2 separate regions of the Mus musculus genome follow, and region 1 is linked to region 2. Evidence: chromatin loops called from intact Hi-C (ENCODE). Cell type or tissue: heart. All regions are shown on one strand. Links, peaks and the distances in the headings refer to the core of each region. The heading gives the core; the rest is flanking DNA.

Evidence for each region. Peaks named below come from ENCODE experiments on the same cell type or tissue, not always from the same donor. Only the 100,000 strongest peaks of a DNase experiment are listed, where the experiment ranks them.
Region 1: it touches region 2 in a loop (2.7-fold over the local background); 3 of 42 quality-filtered maps call a loop at or near these places.

Annotation. Positions count from the first base shown.
Region 1 is chr1:179,853,909-179,862,664 of GRCm38, reverse strand. No RefSeq gene overlaps it. Among named protein-coding and RNA genes, the nearest start is that of Gm31668, 20 kb to the left of the region's middle. In heart, for the core only: a CTCF peak has its summit at 3,269 (motif pointing left); a DNase peak (open chromatin) is centred at 8,154; H3K4me3 peaks cover 390 bases; H3K27ac peaks cover 336 bases.
Region 2 is chr1:180,048,141-180,056,896 of GRCm38, reverse strand. The region is part of intron 5 of Cdc42bpa (CDC42 binding protein kinase alpha); the gene reads right to left. Among named protein-coding and RNA genes, the nearest start is that of Cdc42bpa, 92 kb to the right of the region's middle. In heart, for the core only: no CTCF peak of the experiment used is centred there; no DNase peak of the experiment used is centred there.

The DNA.
Region 1 (8,756 bases), core at 200-8,199, 190 kb after region 2:
CTGATCTCAACACAATGATGATGATGATGATGACGACGACGATGGTGGTGGTGGTGGTGGTGGTCCTGCTGCTGCTGCTTCTGCTGCTGCTAGTGGTGGTGGTGGTGGTGGTGGTAATGATAATGATAATTTAACTCTAAGAACTCCAGGGCCTGGAGAGATGACTCAGCAGTTAAGAGCACTTACTCTTGCAGAGGACCAGGGATTCAGTTACCAGCACTCACATGACAGCTCACAACTCTAGTTCCAGGGGTCTGATTCCCTCTTCTGTCCTCCCCAGGCAGGAGACATATATATGATGCATATGCATACATACAGACAAAACACTCATGCACATAAAATAAGGGAAAAAGCCTCCAGGGACTTCAGAATTTTCTTGTTCACTGTGAGGTATCAATCAGACCATTGCATGGACATTTAATTTATACATATATACACACATGTGTTTTTATAGTGGCTCTAAAGATGGCCTTACTAGGCAAGCCTCTACCACTGACCTTTACCGCAAAGCTGTGTGGACATTTCCAATCTCAAAGCATACTCTCATTTCAGAAATTAGGTGTCTTGGGCCAAGTATCCCTAATCGTTGCCATATTTACTCTCAGGTTAGTTCCCAGCACTTCCTGCCAGCCTAGAGCAAAGGACAGAGCTGGAAGACACGTGTCCCCAACTTGCTTCCCAGACTCCACTTGGAGCATGGAGAATATCTCTCAACCTCTCTATGCCAGGAGGACTCCATTCATTGAACCCCCACTCTCTTGGAAGCCCAATGCTTTCACAAATACAATCCCATTTCCTCTTCCTCCATCAGCTCCTTCCCCAGGCTGCACAGCCTTCTGGGAACTTTCCCCCAAATGCATGTCCCAGAGACTCACACCATAGAAAGAAGCAAAGGCTGCACGTTACAGATCTCTCCCACCTTCCCCATCTGAAGCTAACATGTATTGGTGTTTTACCTACAATAAATTTGGTAGCTACTCCCTTATATAGTTTCATCGTGGCCTGTGGCTAGAAGGTAAGACTCCCGGGTAAAGCCACAATGAAGAGTGTTTAAGAGTGTGATGCCCTTTTTACTTGGGAAGGTCCCTGCAGTGGCTACCCTGGGTATGCTTGCAAGGAAGCTCAGCAGATTTCCCAGCGTCCCGAGGAAGCAGCGATTCTCCAGGAATGTAATTTCTCAGCAGATGTGGGGAGGGAACACGTCTGCGATTCAGAGACAGACTGAGTGTTAGGGGAGAAACCCACTCTGGGGCCTAGAGAAGCCTTGGCTCCTACTAGTCTTTCCCAGTGCCCAAAGGCAAGTAAGGTGTCCTCCCTTCAGAGCACCCAGATCTCCAGCCCCACAAGCAGTGGGGTGTCTGTGGCCCCATGGTCACCCACTGATCACTGGCCAATGAAGGTAAAAGACTGTGATGGCAGCAACCACTTCCTAAGAAAGAAACAGAGAGGTAGTGGATATCGGTCTGAAGGTTGGAAGAGCCAGGAGGTCCTTTGCTCTCTGCCCACGGTGGGCATACAGACAAGGTTTTCGCTTGTTTGCCCTGGCAACTTTCTCACTGTCATGGAATGTGCCAGCCTAGGAGGACAAGGCAGGATGGATGGCGCCCAGCACAGAACAGAGAGAGTAGCTCCTGGCTGTGGTGATGACATGGTCCCCCAGTGGGACAGACTAACAGCAAGGCCTGCCATCCAACTGAGCCACCCTTTGTCAACAGGCCGTGAGCCTGTGGGTGACATGTCGAGCTCCTGAACTCCCAGCAGGCTTAGGTCCCTCAAGGCCCCCTGAGGGGCTGCAACCCTGGTTCCTAGGCCAGGAAACATTTCTAAATAAAACCTACTCGGTTCTCTTTGTTTCACCGGTGCCTTCTTCTTGGACTCGTTTTTTTTTGTCTGAAAGTAGGTCTAGCTGGATTTGTTTCTATTTCTACGGCCTCACGCACAGCCCCATTAACTTTCTAATACCATTGGAGCCTTTCAATTATGTGAGAAATTAAAGCAAACGTGCCATTCTTGAAAAACCTTTAAACCGCCATGAGTATTCCCTTGACCCAGTTTTCCATGTCCTCTGGGGACCCAGAATCCCTGACGAGGACACCTTGTGACTCACTGTAGAAAACAAGTCGGGAACAGCAAAGGGCAGGTGGCTTGGAACTGAAGAGGGTCTGGACCAGAGAAGAGCCATTTTTTTTCTTCCCCACATCCCAAATGTGAGAGGCTGCCGTGTATTTGCTCTGCTACAAATAAATAAATAAATAAATAAATAAATAATGATAAATACGTAGCCATCCATTTATGAAAGAATTAACACAGGATGAAAACACAGGATGTTAAACACTAGTGGGAAGAATTGTATCAGTTTGGATGTTGGATAAACAGGAGCCCTCTCCATAGATGGCAACAAAGTATTTTTGTCAGGGGATGGTGGTAAGGAACTGTAAAGACAGCAGGACCTGAGTTCACAGACACCTAAACTATACATTGAGACTCTATTCCAAAAAGCAAAATCATAAACTAATTCATTATCATTCTTGCATTCACATTTAGAAGAGTCACAACGTCAGGAGACATGCAAAGATGTCTCACAATGCCTCCCAACCTGTCTAACGAAGCATTCCTGGGCTTAAGCTCCAGACCCCGAGTCTGGAGGTCACAGGGCATCCTGAAGTCAGAAGTCAAGTTCTGGAGCACAGCTGCACCTCAGTAGCTGAGTGACTGCCTGACTTGCACGAGGCCCTGAGTATTCTTCCCAGCAAGGAGGAAGAAGAGGAAGGAGGGAGGCAGGGAGGGAAGAAGGAAGGGAGTGAGAGAAAGAAGATGGGAGGGAGGGAGGGAAGGAGGGAGCGAGGGGAGGAAGAAGGGGGAGGAGAAGGGCAGGAGTCTACAGTTTAAAGTGTACACAGCTCTTGCGGAGAACCCAAGTCAGGATCGCAGCACCCACAGAAGGCAGCGCATGACCATGTGTAACTGCAGCTCCAGGGGACGCAAGGGCTTCAGTGAGCACCTACGCTCCCAGACATAGACACCCACGTGCATACATATAACGATTTTTTTATATGTTTTAAAAAATAAGAAGAAAAAGCCCTGTTTCTAGCATTCATTCCATCTGACTTGCCATGGAGTCTTACCACAGAGGTTCCAGAAGCAAATCTCCTTTGCTGGGCTGACAAAGGCCAATTTAGAACTCTCTGAACTTACTTGGAGTGAAAAGACCAGGCCTTGGTCACTGAGTTGTTATGTCTATTACTATAGCGCCATCTAATGGTGAAGTACATTAAAGCCCAAATGGCACCCACGTAGGGGACCCCTAGGACCCTTAGCACTTCTTTCCCTATCGAATGTTTACGCAGATAGATCCTACCTTCATATTTTTTAAGTTTTTTAATTATGTGAAAGTTTTGCAGTCAGTAGACACCTCACTTCCCAGTTTTGATCTCCCCGCCCCGGGCCTTTAAATAGGAGGTCTAACACTCACAAAGCTGGGCAGGAGCAGGAAGCCCGGGCTCCCGGTCAGCCCAGAGATCCTGAAGGTGAACACCCGCAAGTCTGGCCATGCTGCCTTGTAGAGCGGGATGTTTGTAAGCTAGGCATGGGTATATTTTCCAGTTACCATGTCCTCAGCTTAATGGCTTTATCAGAACATAGCTCCATCAGAAGCCAAGAAGCATCTGTAATTTGCCTGTCTTTGCAGATAAGTCATTATTTCCCGCTTTCCGTCTGTGTAGATTAACTGTACAAAATAACGGGTTTCATTGTGACATTTTCCTAATGCTTATAATGTATATTAATCACATTTACCCCTCCTTATGAATCTCTTTTGTCCTGGTCCCCGCTTCCTTTCAAATAGTTCCCTTCTATTTAATGCTTTTCTTTAAAAAAAAAAAATCAATGTTCTGCTTATTAAAGAAATTTTGTTAAGTTGGCTTGGTGGGAAAGTCTTGAAATACCAAGGCAGGATGTTCAGGGGTTCTATACCATACTCTGCAACATAGCGAATTCCACCAAGTTCAAGGCCAACCTGGGCTCCATGAGGCCCTATCTCAAACAACAAGCAAAACTATGCAATATTTGTCTGAGTTTAGCTTATTTTGTTTGATGTGATGATCTCCAGTTCTAGACAGTTTTCTGTAAACAACATGATTTTGTTCTTTATGGCTAGATGACAATCCAGTGTACATATATGTTTTCTTTGCCCATTCACTATTGGTAGGCCCTAGGCTAATTGTATAACTTGATTATTATAAATTGTATCATGATAATATACATATATATGCATATATATATGCAAGTATCTGTTGTTTGCTGTAGCTTACTAGATTTTCCCTATAGGTCATTTTAGGTCATTTTTAAGTATGTAAAAAAGTACTGGATCTGAAGTCTTTGTAGGAAAAAAAAATAATAAAGTCTCTAGTTTGACTATCTGGCGGGGGGGGGGGCATGTAACATTAGTGAGGAAATTTTTCTTTATTAAAAAAAAAATCTCCCAAAGCATAGTATGGAAAATAAAATCATCACCAGGCAGTGGTGGTGCATGCCTTTAATCGCAGCACTTGGGAGGCAGAGACAGGCAGATTTCTGAGTTCGAGGCCAGCCTGGTCTACAGAGTGAGTTCCAGGACAGCCAGGGCTATACAGAGAAACCCTGTCTCGAAAAGCAATAAATAAATAAATAAATAATCAACAATTTAAGACACTGTTTAACATTTGCTATAAACAACCACGATAGGAAGAATAGTGTGGAGCCGGGTGTACACAGTATATTATCATAGAGAAGACAACGTCAGACCACAGCTCTATGCAGAGACTACCCATGGCTCTAGAGTTAAAGACCCAGGACTAGAGAGATGTCTCAGTGGTTAAGGCCACTTGTAGGCTAACAATCAACTGTAACTCCAGTCCCAAAGGATCTGATGCCTTCTTCTGGCTTCTTAGGAGACCAGGCATATACATGGTACACAGATATACATGCAGGCAAAACACTCAAACACATAAAATGCAATTTAAGGGTTTTAAAAACTAAATTAAAGTCATGGCAAAAATTAAATTGTGTTGTTATACAAGAAGAAAAAGTGCATATTACCAGCACATTGTCTTCTATTCTTCCTGGTAAGGAATGCAAACTGCAGGGCTGGAGAGATGGTTCAGCTGGTAAGAGCACTGACTGCTCTTCATAGAAGTCCTGAGTTCAACTCCCAACAACCACATGGTGGCTCACAACCATCTGCAATGGGATCTGATGCCCTCTTCTACTGTGTCTGAAGACAGCTACAGTGTACTCATATACATAAAACAAATAAATAAATCTTTTAAAAAAATGAAGAGGAAGAATGCAAACCACAGTTTATTTAGGAATTTTGTTCCCAGCACCGGGAATAGTGTGTGAATGGTCTGGGGAAATTTACTGACCAATGAGAACAAAACACATCTCTCTGCACCCTTAGGCTTCCTCTTTCTACACAGGACATGCATGCATCAGGGATTTGCTTTCTAGCAGTTCTTCTAACTCCAACTCCGTGTCCAGACATCAGCAGCATCGTTGAGCCTGGCTGCAGAACCTCCAGAGATGGGTCCTGCAAGGCTGGGAGGGTGGCATGGACAGGCGACAACCAGATACTCAGCTAGAGCATATAGGGAGAATTGCCATGGCAACAGCAAGCAAGGCCAGAGAAAGTAAAATGGGGTCTCCCTTCAGGCGTCAGTGTTACCGTGAAATTCCGAGACGTATTTGTACTCTTAAAAGTAACGTGCGCAGGCGGAGCATGGTAGCGCATGCCTGTGGCCCCAGCTACTGGGAAAGCTGAGGCAGCGGGATGACTTGAGCCCATGAGTTGCAGGACAGCTTGGGTGATACAGCATGGAGAAATGACCAATGAGGACAATGGGAAGGGGCTCCCATAGGATCAGAGAGGACAGCCTCTGCGCTGGGCTGCACATTGGTGTGCTCCTCCTCGCTGTCCAAGCACAGTTAGGTCTTTCTGTTGCAATGAAAGTAAAGGTAAGTAAAATATAAATAGCGCCGTGAATATTTCCTGGTAGGAGCTAGGTTAGGTAGCTTTGTACAGTTTTGTGCTTTCCTCGTGCTCCCAACAGTGCGGCATCTGTGCTCCTGTGCCCCAGCAGCTTGCAACGTGAACGGTTCGACTGAGATGGCCACTCCTAACCACCAACCTGGAATCATATCATAACCGGTAGGGTTTGTTTGTTTTGATGTATGCTTAATGTTTTAATAAATACTTTTTAAAGATTTATTTATTATATATAAATACACTGTAGCTGTTTTCAGACACACACTAGAAGAGTGCATCATATCCTGTTACAGGTGGTTGTAAACCACCATGTGGTTGCTGGGATTTGAACTCAGGACCTTCAGAAGAGCAGTCAGTGCTCTTAACCGCTGAGCCATCTCTCCAGCCCCTAATAAATATTTTTTTAAAATTTATTATATGTAAAGGTACTGTAGCTGTCTTCAGACACTCCAGAAGAGGGTGCCAAATCTTGTTACAGATGGTTGTGTGCCACCATGTGGTTGCTGGGATTTGAACTCAGGACCTTCAGAAGAGCAGTCAGTGCTCTTACCTGCTGAGCCATCTCACCAGCCCCTGATGTATGCATATTTTTGTCCTTCCTCTTTTCTTTTCTTTTCTTTTCTTTTCTTTTCTTTCCTCTTCCTCTTCCTCTTCCTCTTCCTCTTCCTCTTCCTCTTCCTCTTCCTCTTCCTCTTCCTCTCCTCTCCTCTTCTCTCCTCTCCTTTTCTCTTCTTTTCTTTTCTAGCTGTGTAGTAGCCCTAGCTGGCCTGGGACTGGATGTGTAGCTCACGCTCCCCTTGAGTTTCGCAGGTGCTCCTGCTTCTGTCTCCTAACTACCAGCATCACAGACATGTACCACCAGGGATATCTTAACCCAGGGCTGTATGTGTGCTGTGCAGATGCACACGTTTTTGTGTGTGTACAGTGAGTGTGTGCAGGTGTGTGCACACCTATAGCACAAGCATTCAGAAGCCAATGTCAGGGCAACTTCCTCAGTTGCTCTCCACCTTACCTTTTTTTTTTTTAAATTATTACATGAATTTATTTTGTGTGTGTATGTGTGTATGTATGGGGGGAAGGGTACCTGCACGCCATGACACACATGTGGAGGTCAAAAAACAACGTGTAAGAGTTGGTGAGTTGGGTGGCTAGCAGGTACATTTAACCCCTGAGCCAACTTGGCAGTCCCACCTCACATTTTTGGAGATAGGGTCTTTCAATGAATGCAGAGTTCACTGATTCTGTTAGACTATCTGGTCATCAAGCCCCAGGCTCCTCTTTCTCCCCATCCTAGTGTTGGGATGATACCTACATCCAGTTTTTTATGTGGGTGCAGGGGATCTGAACTGGTGCTTGTAGACGAAGTGCTTCACTAGGCACTCTCCTGACTCTCAGCCTGGCCAGTGGTGTTTAAAGTGATTTTTTTCAAACTGGCAAAGTCTGCATCATCTAAGAATTTGGAAAAAGCTGTTGTGGGGGCTTCATTCCAATTCTACTCCATCAGAAACTCAGGTATGGGGGGCTGGTGAGATGGCTCAGTGGGTAAGAGCACCCGACTGCTCTTCCGAAGGTCAGGAGTTCAAATCCCAGCAACCACGTGGTAGCTCACAACCATCCATAACAAGATCTGACTCTCTCTTCTGGAGTGTCTGAAGACAGCTACAGTGTACTTACATATAATAAATAAGTAAATCTTTAAAAAAAAAAAAAAGAAACTCAGGTGTTTTAACAGATTCTCTGCATGACTCAGATGCACTCACCAACTTGAGAACCACTGTCTTAAATGAAGACACTCAGAAAGAAACAGCTAGTGAGTGTGAGCCAGGCCAAATTAAAACCACACCCTCTGCTCCAAGTGTCAAGCCACGAACCACTTTGGCCAAGACAAGTCTACCCACCCCATAGACCTGGTTATTCTACCTGGGAACAGGGGCAAGGCCACTGGGGCAAAACTAGTTAGTACCTGTGATGGAGCTAGTGGAGAGCTCCCCGGGATCCTGCATCTCCTTGTTTTGTTTGCTAATCTCTAGGATCGATCAGTGGTTTACTTCCTAGCCTAGCAAGAATGGTTGGCAGGCATCTGTGTTGGTGGAAGCAACCGTGCCCTGGAACACTGAGATCTGGCTCAGCACAAAGGAAACAGTGTGGGCCTGCTAAACAGCTTGGGAACTGAGATAGCACAAAACCACCAGCGATCCCCCAGGAAGGGGGGGCGAAAGCCATTCATCGCCTGTTCTGATAAACACCCAAGTCACAGAAGAAGCGTAAACAATGCCATATCGGAGGCTGGAGGCCGCATTCCCACACTTAGAATTAATAACCGCTAGCACGGCCTCAAAGGAGAGAAGGCAGTTCTTTAACAGCATCTGGCTGCGCTCTGGGCAGAGGGTGGGAGGGCAGGCAGAGAAATCTTCAGAACCGGGAGAACCAAAGTCTTTCTGAAATTTTTTGAAATAAAGAAAGTTCTACTTTTATCAGAAAGTGCTCTGAGCAGGAGGCTGCCACAGTACTAATAACAGCTGTAAACCTGCCTTGTTGGAGGCTAGGAATTTAGAATTTATACACAATGAAGATTGGAAAAATAGCCAGAAAGCAAACCAGCTCCTTTGAGTTGGGAATGCTTACAGCAAGCTTCAGTTTTGTTTTAAGGATCGGGGGAATGAACCCAGGCCTTTGCATATACTCCTGAGCTATATTCCCAGCCCTTTCTGGAATATATTTTTGGACCACCCTC
Region 2 (8,756 bases), core at 564-8,563:
GCATCCAGCGTCCCAGGGACAGCAGCAGAGAAGGGGTACAGAGTCAGCAGCTGCTCGGCCAAAAGCTGCTTACTTCTGGCAATTTAACTTTCTGTTTAACTCTTTGCTATTCTGTGGCCAGGACCGACTGGCTTCAGGCAATTTAACTCCTGCTAACAATAGCAAGGGATTAAGAAAAAAGGCTAGGACTTCAAGTACAATGTTGAAAAGGTAGGGAGAGAGTGGACAGCCTTGTCTAGTCCCTGATTTTAGTGGGATTGCTTCCAGCTTCTCACCATTTACTCTGATGTTGGCTACTGGTTTGCTGTAGATTGCTTTTATCATGTTGAGGTATGGGCCTTGAATTCCTGATCTTTCCAAGACTTTTATCATGAATGTGTGTTGGATTTTGTCAAATGCTTTCTCAGCATCTAACAAAATGATCATGTGATTTTTGTCTTTGAGTTTGTTTATATAATCGATTACGTTGATGGATTTCCATATATTAAACCATCCCTGTATCCCTGGAATGAAACCTACTTGGTCAGGATGGATGATTGTTTTGATGTGTTCTTGGATTCGGTTAGCGAGAATTTTATTGAGTATTTTTGCATCGATATTCATAAGGGAAATTGGTCTGAAGTTCTCTATCTTTGTTGGGTCTTTCTGTGATTTAGGTATCAGAATAATTGTGGCTTCATAGAATGAGTTGGGTAGAGTACCTTCTGCTTCTATTTTGTGGAATAGTTTGTGAAGAACTGGAATTAGATCTTTACTGCCATACCCGGGGATCCATCCCATAATCAGCCTCCAAACGCTGACACCATTGCATACACTAGCAAGATTTTGCTGAAAGGACCCTGATATAGCTGTCTCTTGTGAGACTATGCCAGGGCCTAGCAAATACAGAAGTGGATGCTCACAGTCAGCTATTGGATGGAACACAGGGCCCCCAATGGAGGAGCTAGAGAAAGTACCCAAGGAGATGAGGGGATCTGCAACCCTATAGGTAGAACAACAATATGAACTAACCAGTAACATCCCCCCCCCCCCCAGAGCTTGTGTCTCTAGCTGAAAATGTATCAGAAGATAGCCTAGTCGGCCATCAGTGGACAGAGAGGCCCATTGGTCGTGCAAACTTTATATGCCTCAGTATAGGGGAACACCAGGGCCAAGAAGTGGGAGTGGGTGGGTGGGGGAGGGTGGGGAGGACTTTTGGGATAGCATTGGAAATGTAAATGAAATAAATACCTAATTTTTAAAAAAAAGAAGAAAAAAAATCATCAAAAAAAACCCCTCAATTTCTGATCAGGTTAATTTAGTTAAGCTTGCATTAGGTGTCCTTCAGTAGAAGTCACACACTTGATTCTACCTTTCATAATTTTCTGTCCAAATGAAAAAATAAACATTTTAGAAACAAGCTTAAAAAAAAAAAGAAAAAAGAAAAAAGGCATAGTTATCTGGGCTCTTTTCTCTCTGGCTCAAGGGCCCTTTGGATGGCCAGGCTAGCTCACTTGCATGCGCACGCACTCTCTCTCTCTCTGCCCAGCCACCTGTCACATCAATTTCATAAGTACACATGCATAGTTATATTCATACACATATATCTACATTCATATGTATGCATATACATATAGACAGAATATGTATATGTATGTATGCATGTATGTGTGTGTATGTACATTTGGTAAATGGAGTGGGAGATCCAGAACCCACACTATTTCTTCTCCCTGGCAATTTATACCTTCTTAGAGAAAAGTTCTTTTTAAAATTATCTCACAGATAAAATGTTACATAAAAAGGGAGTTACAGAAGGATGCTCAATTAGTTCAAAACTATGTTTCATTCTATAAGCTCATTATTAAGTTCAAAGCAACAGTTTCACATAGCCTTTATCATAGTGCACACCTGTGACTTCATCCTTGGACCTGACCTAGAATGAATGTTTTTCCTTGATCACAAATCTGTCCCAAGCCTATGTCTCTTCTTAGTGTAATTGTGAAAGCTCGTTGTATTCCTGATTATGCAAGCTTCACTTACTGTTCTATGAGGAGGGGCACATCCTGTTCTTGATTCTAACTTCATTATATCTTTCTGGCAAAACAACCAAAACCATCTCCTTAAACTTTCTTCCTAAAATTATTTGAATTCTATAAAGTCATTAATTCATCTAAATAGCATTAATTCATAAAAGCTCATCTTCATATTAATCTGTAGGAAATTTGCCCAATAGGGTGGACTAAAGCCCAGGTATCATTAGCTATGTAATAGTGGCAGGGAAGGCACATCAATAGTGAGAAGCAATCCTGGGACAAAATCTCTGGGGATGTGCCTCTCCAGAGTGCACCCATCACAGTCATGTAAAACAGTGGGCCATCTCCAGGAAATTCACTTGCTTGCCATAGCCTTTATGGCTTCTGCCATCTGTTTCTCAGTAAATAAATCATCTCTATTTTCCTCTATTCTTTGTTAGTTTATTTTTTTAACCCCAGAAACAATGTCTAGAGTAAAGGGCAGATGAGGCTGACCATTTTGCTATAAATCTTTGAACTAAGCAGCTTTACATAAAACCCTGGTTTCCTCCAGGAGAAAAGGAAGTGATATCACTGATGCAGCTCTGTAGTCTGGGACATCAGGTCTACTTCATTAATTTTGAGAGTTAATTTTTCTTTCAAAAAGAGCTACAAATTCCAGTTTTTCCTACTTAGTGTGATCTCTAACCTCAGAGTATTAGGCCAATTATTTACAAAGTTTTTTTAAAATCAGTAACTCCTATTAAGCAAAAAAAAAAAAAAACCATTGGGTTTAAAAAGTAGAGCACTGGGCCGGGTGTGGTGGCGCACGCCTTTAATCCCAGCACTTGGGAGGCAGAGGCAGGAGGATTTCTGAGTTCGAGGCCAGCCTGGTCTACAAAGTGAGTTCGAGGACAGCCAGGGCTACACAGAGAAACCCTGTCTGGGGTGGGGTGGGGGTGGGGGTGGGGGGTGGAGAAGTAGAGCATTATGTTAAGGCTACTCCAGACCAATAGGCTAGACTTGACTCTCCCAGAACAGCATTACTTAAAACAGAGCAAAGTTAGTATTTATAAAGGTACACTTTTTTTTATGCCTTTTGTGTTTTGAGTCTGCCTGGATTTCATCATTATCTTTCAAGCCTCAGGCTTTCTTCTTGTACTTTACATCATACTAGTGCTAGAGCCTTGTCCTTCTGGCTTAATCATTTGCTATATCCAGTGGACTTTTTACCCTCCTCCTTTCCCATTTCATTCTTTTGCCTGTTCCTTTATTGAAAACTCATTTTAGGATAAAATTACTATTTTATATATCTCTATCATCAGTCTCTATGTCTCTTTGTCTGTTTATCTGTTCGCCTATCTATCTCTCTATGATCATCATATCATTTGTCTATCAATCATGTATATAACATCTATCTCAACTTCATCTCAAGCCATCTAGGACTTTCACACTAAAGTGATTTTGTACCTCAGCTCTTTATTTTAAAAAATGTTTCTTTTTTTTTCTTTTCAGGACATTTTTTATTGGATATTTTCTTTATATACATTTCAAATGTTTTTCCTTTTCCAATTTGGAAAACCCCTATCTCATCCCTCCTACTCCTGCCTCAATGAGGGTACTCCCGAATACACAAACTCCTGTCCTCAGGCCCTGGTATTCCCCTACACTGGGGCATCAAACACCTCAGGCCCAAGGGCCTCTCCTCCCACTGAAGTCCAACAAGGCCATCCTCTGCCACATATGTGACCAGTGCCATGGGTTTCCCCATGTGTATTCTTTGGTTGGTGGACCAGTCTCCAGGAGCTCTTAGGGGGTGAGGGGTGGCCTGTTGACACTGTTGCTGCCTCCATGGGGCTGCAAACACCCTCAGCTCCTTCAGTCCCTTCTCCACCTCCTCCATAGGGAACCCCAGAGCTCTGTCCAATGGTTGGCTGCAAGCATCCACCTCTGTACTTGTCAGGCTCTGGCAGAGCCACTCAGGAGACAGCCATATCAGGCTTCCATCAGCAAGCACTTCATGGCATCCACAATAATGTATATGGGATGGATCCCTAGTGGGGCAGTCTCTGGATGGCTTTTCCTTCAGACTCTGCTCCACACTTTGTCCTCATATTTCCTCCAAATATTTCCTCATATTTGTTCACCCTTCTAAAAAGCACTTAAGCATCCACATTTTGGTCTTCCTTCTTCTTAGGCTTCATATGGTCTGTGAATTCAATCTTGGGTATTCTAAACATTTGGGCTAATATCCACTTATCAGTGAGTACATACTGTGAGTGTTCCTTTGTGACTGAGTCACCTCACTTAAGATGATATTCTCAAGTTCCATCCATTTACCTCCAAATTTCATGAAGTCATTTTTTTTTAAACAGCTGAGTAGTATTCCATTCTGTAAATGTACCACATTTTCTGTACCCTCTGTTGAGGAACATCTGGGTTCTTTACAGCTTCGGGCTATTATAAATATGGCTGCTATGAACATACTGGAGCATGAGTACTTACTACATGTTGGAGGATCTTCTGGGTATATGCCCAGGAGTGATATAGCTGGGTCCTCAGGTAGTACTATGTCCAATTTTCTGAGCAACCACCAGACATATTTCCAGAGTGGTTGTACCAGCTTAAAATCCCACCAGCAGTGGAGGAGTGTTCCTCTTTCTCCACATCCTCTCCAGCATCTGCTGTCACTTAAGTTTTTGATCTTAGCCATTCTGACTGGTGTGGGGTGGAATCTCAGGGTTATTTTGATTTGCATTTCCCTGATGACTAAGGATGTTGAACATTTCTTTAGGTGTTTCTCAGTCATTCAAGTTTCCTCAGTTGAAAATTCTTTGTTGAGCTCTATACCCCATTTTTTAATAGGGTTATTTGGTTCTCTGGAGTCTAACTTCTTGAGTTCTTTGTATATACGGAATATTAGCTCTCAATTGGATGTAGGATTGGTAAAGATCTTTTCCTAATCTGTTGGTTGCCTTTTTGTCGTACTGACAGTGTCCTTTGCCTTACAGAAGCTTTGTAATTTTATGAGGTCCCATTTGTCAATTCTTGATCTTAGAGCATAAGCCATAGGTATTCTCTTCAGAATTTTTCCCCTGTGCCATGTGTTCGAGACTTTTCCCCACTTTCTCTTCTATTAGATTCTGTGTGTCTGGTTTTATGTGGAGGTATTTGATCCCCCTGGACTTGAGCTTTGTACAGGGAGAAAAGAATGGATAAATTTGCATTCTTCTACATGCTGACTGCCAGTTGAACCAGCACCATTTGTTGAAAATGCTGTCTTTTTAGCTTCTTTGTCAAAGATTAAGTGACCACAGGTGTATGGGTTCATTTCTGGGTCTTCAATTCTATTCCATTCATCTACCTGTCACTGTACCAATACCATGCAGTTTTTATCACTAATGCTTTGTAGTATAGCTTGAGGTCAGGGATGGTGATTCTCCAGTTATTTTATTTGTTGAGAATAGTTTCACTATCCTAGGCTTTTTGTTATTACAAATAAATTTGAGAATTGCTCTTTCTAACACTATGAAGAACTGAGTTGGCATTTTGATGGGGATTGCATTGAATCTGTAGATTGCTTTCGGCAAGATAGCCATTTCTCTATATTAAGCCTGCCAATCCATGAGCATTGGAGATCTTTCCATCTTCTGAGGTCTTATTTAATTTCTTTCTTCACAGACTTGAAGTTCTTATCATACAGATCTTTCACTTGCTTAGTTAGAGTCACACCAAGGTATTTTATATCATTTGTGACTATTGGGAAGGGTGTTGTTTCCCTAATTTCTTTCTCGGCCTGTTTCTTTGTGTAGAGGAGGGCTACTAATTTGATTGAGTTAATTTTATATCCAGCCACTTTGCTGAAGTTGTCAGCTGTAGGAGTTCTCCAGTGGAGTGTTTGGGGTCACTTAAGTATGCTATCATATCATCTACAAATAGTGATATTTTGACTTCTTCCTTTCCAATTTGTATCCCTTTGACCTCCTTTTGTTGTCTAATTGCTTTGACCTACTTTTGTTGTCTAATTGCTCTAGCTAGAACTTCAAGTACTATATTGAACAGATAGGGAGAGAGAGGGCAGCCTTGTCTAGTCCCTGATTTTAGTGGGACTAAGTTTCTCTTAGTTTAAGTTTCTCTCCATTTAGTTTGATGTTGGCTACTGGTTTGCTGTATATTGCTTTTACTATGTATATTGCTTTTACTATGTTTACATATGGGTGTTAAATTCCTGATCTTTCCAAGACTTTTAACATAAAGGGATGTTGAATTTTGTCAAATGCTTTTTCAGCATCTAATGGAATGATCATGTGTTTGAAGTTTATATAGTTGATTACATTGATGCATTTCCATATATTGAATCATCCCTGCATCCCTGAGATGAAGCCTACTTGATCATGGTGAATAATCATTTTGATGTGTTCTTGGATTCGGTTTGCGAGAATTTTATTGAATATTTCTGCATCAAGGTTGGTCTGAACTTCTCTTTCTTGGTTGGGTCTTTGTGAAGTTTTAGTGGCTTCATAGAATGAACTAGGTAGTGTTCCTTATATTTCTATTTTGTGGAATAGTTTGAAGAATGTTGGTATTAGGTCTTTTTTGAAGGTCTGATAGAATTCTGTACTCAATCCATCTGGTCCTGGGCTTTTTTTGGTTGGGAGACTTTCAGTGACTGCTTCTATTTTTTTAGGGGTTATGGGACTGTTTAGATGGTTTATCTGATCCTGATTTAACTTTGGTATTTGGTATATGTCTAGAAATTTTTTTCATTTCATTCAGATTTTCCAGTTGTGTTGAGTATAGGACTTTGTAGTAGGGTCTGATGATTTTTTTTTTTATTTCCTCAGTTTCTGTTGTTATATCTCCCTTTTCATTTCTGATTTTGTTAATTTGGATACTGTCTCTGTGCCCTCTGGTTAGTCTGGCTAAGGGTTTATCTATATGTTGATTTTTTTTCTCAAAGAACCAGCTCCTGATTTTGTTGACTCTTTGTATAGTTCTTTTTGTTTCTATTTGGTTGATTTCAGCCCTGAATTTGATTATTTCCTGCCTTCTACTCCTCTTAGGTGCATTTGCTTCTTTTTGTTCTAGAGCTTTTAGGTGTGTTGTTAAGCTGCTAGTGTATGCTCTCTCCATTTTCATTTTGGAGGCACACAGAGCTATGAGTTTTCCTCTTAGCACTGCTTCCATTATGTCCCATAAGTTTGGGTATGTTGTACCTTCATTTTCATTAAATTCTAAAAAGTCTATCATTTCTTTCTTTCTTGATCAAGTTATCATTAAGTAGAGCATTGTCCAGCTTCCATGTGTATGTGGGCTTTCTGTTGTTCTTTTTTTTTGTAATTTGTTTTTATTAGGTATTTTCTTCATTTAAATTCCAATGCTATCCCAAAAGTCCCCCATACCCTCCCCCCCACTCCCCTACCCACCCACTCCCACTTCTTGGCCCTGGCGTTCCCCTGTACTGAGGCAAGTTTGCAGGACCGAAGGGCCTCTCTTTCCAATGATGGCCGATTAGGCCATCATCTGATACATATGCAGCTAGAAACACGAGCTCTGGGGGTGGGGGTGGGGTACTGGTTAGTTCATATTGTTGTTCCACCTATAGGGCTGCAGACCCCTTTAGCTCCTTGGGTACTTTCTCTAGCTCCTCCATTGGGGGCCCTGTGATCCATCCAATAGCTAACTGTGAGCATTCACTTCTGTGTTTGCTAGGCACTGGCATAGCCTCACAAGAGACAGCTATATCTGGATCCTTTAAGCAAAATCTTTCTAGTGTATGCAATGGTGTCAGCATTTGGAGGCTGATTATGGAATGGATCCCTAGGTATGGCAGTCTCTAGATGGTCCATCCTTTCGTCTCAGCTCCAAACGTTGTCTCTGTAACTCCTTCCCTGGGTGTTTTGTTCCCAATTCTAAGAAGGGGCAAAGTGTCCACATTTTGGTCTTCATTCTTCTTGAGTTTCAAGATACAATCTTTCTGTTGTTTTTATTGCTATTGAAGACCAACCTTAATCTGTAGTGATCTGATAGGAGGCATGGGATTATTTCAATCTTCTTATATCTGTTGAGGTCTGTTATGTGAAAGACTGTATGGTCAATTTTGGAGAAGGTACCATGCAGGGCTGAGAAGAAGGTATATTCTTTTGTTTCAGGGTGAAATGTTCTATAAATTATCTGTTAAATCTATTTGGATAACTTCTGGTTTTTTTTTTTTTTAATGTGTTTGTGTTTCCACTGATGAGAGTGGGGTGTTGAAGTCTCCACTATTATTGTGTGAGATACAATGTGTGCTTTGAGCTTTAGTAAACTTTCTTTTATGAATGTGGATGCCCTAGCATTTGGAGCATAGATGTTCAGAATTGAGAGTTCTTCTTGGTAGATTTTTCCTTTGATGAGTATGAAGTATCCTTCCTTATCTTTTTTGATGACTTTTGGTTGAAAGTCGATTTTATCCGATAGTAGAATGGTTACTCAAGCTTGTTTCTTGGGACGATTTGCTTGGAAAACTGTGTTCCAGCCCTTTACTCTGACAAAAACAAAGTGTTTGTCTTTGACACTGAGGTGTGTTTCCTGTATGCAGCAAAACACTGGGTCCTGTTTATGTATCCAGTCTGTTAGTCTATATCTTTTTATTGGGGAATTGAGTCCACTGATGTTAAGAGATATTAATGAATAGTGATTTTTGCTTCCTGTTATTTTTTATGTTATTTTTATGTTTGTGTGGCTATCTTCTTTTGGGTTTGTTGAAGGAAGATTACTTTCTTG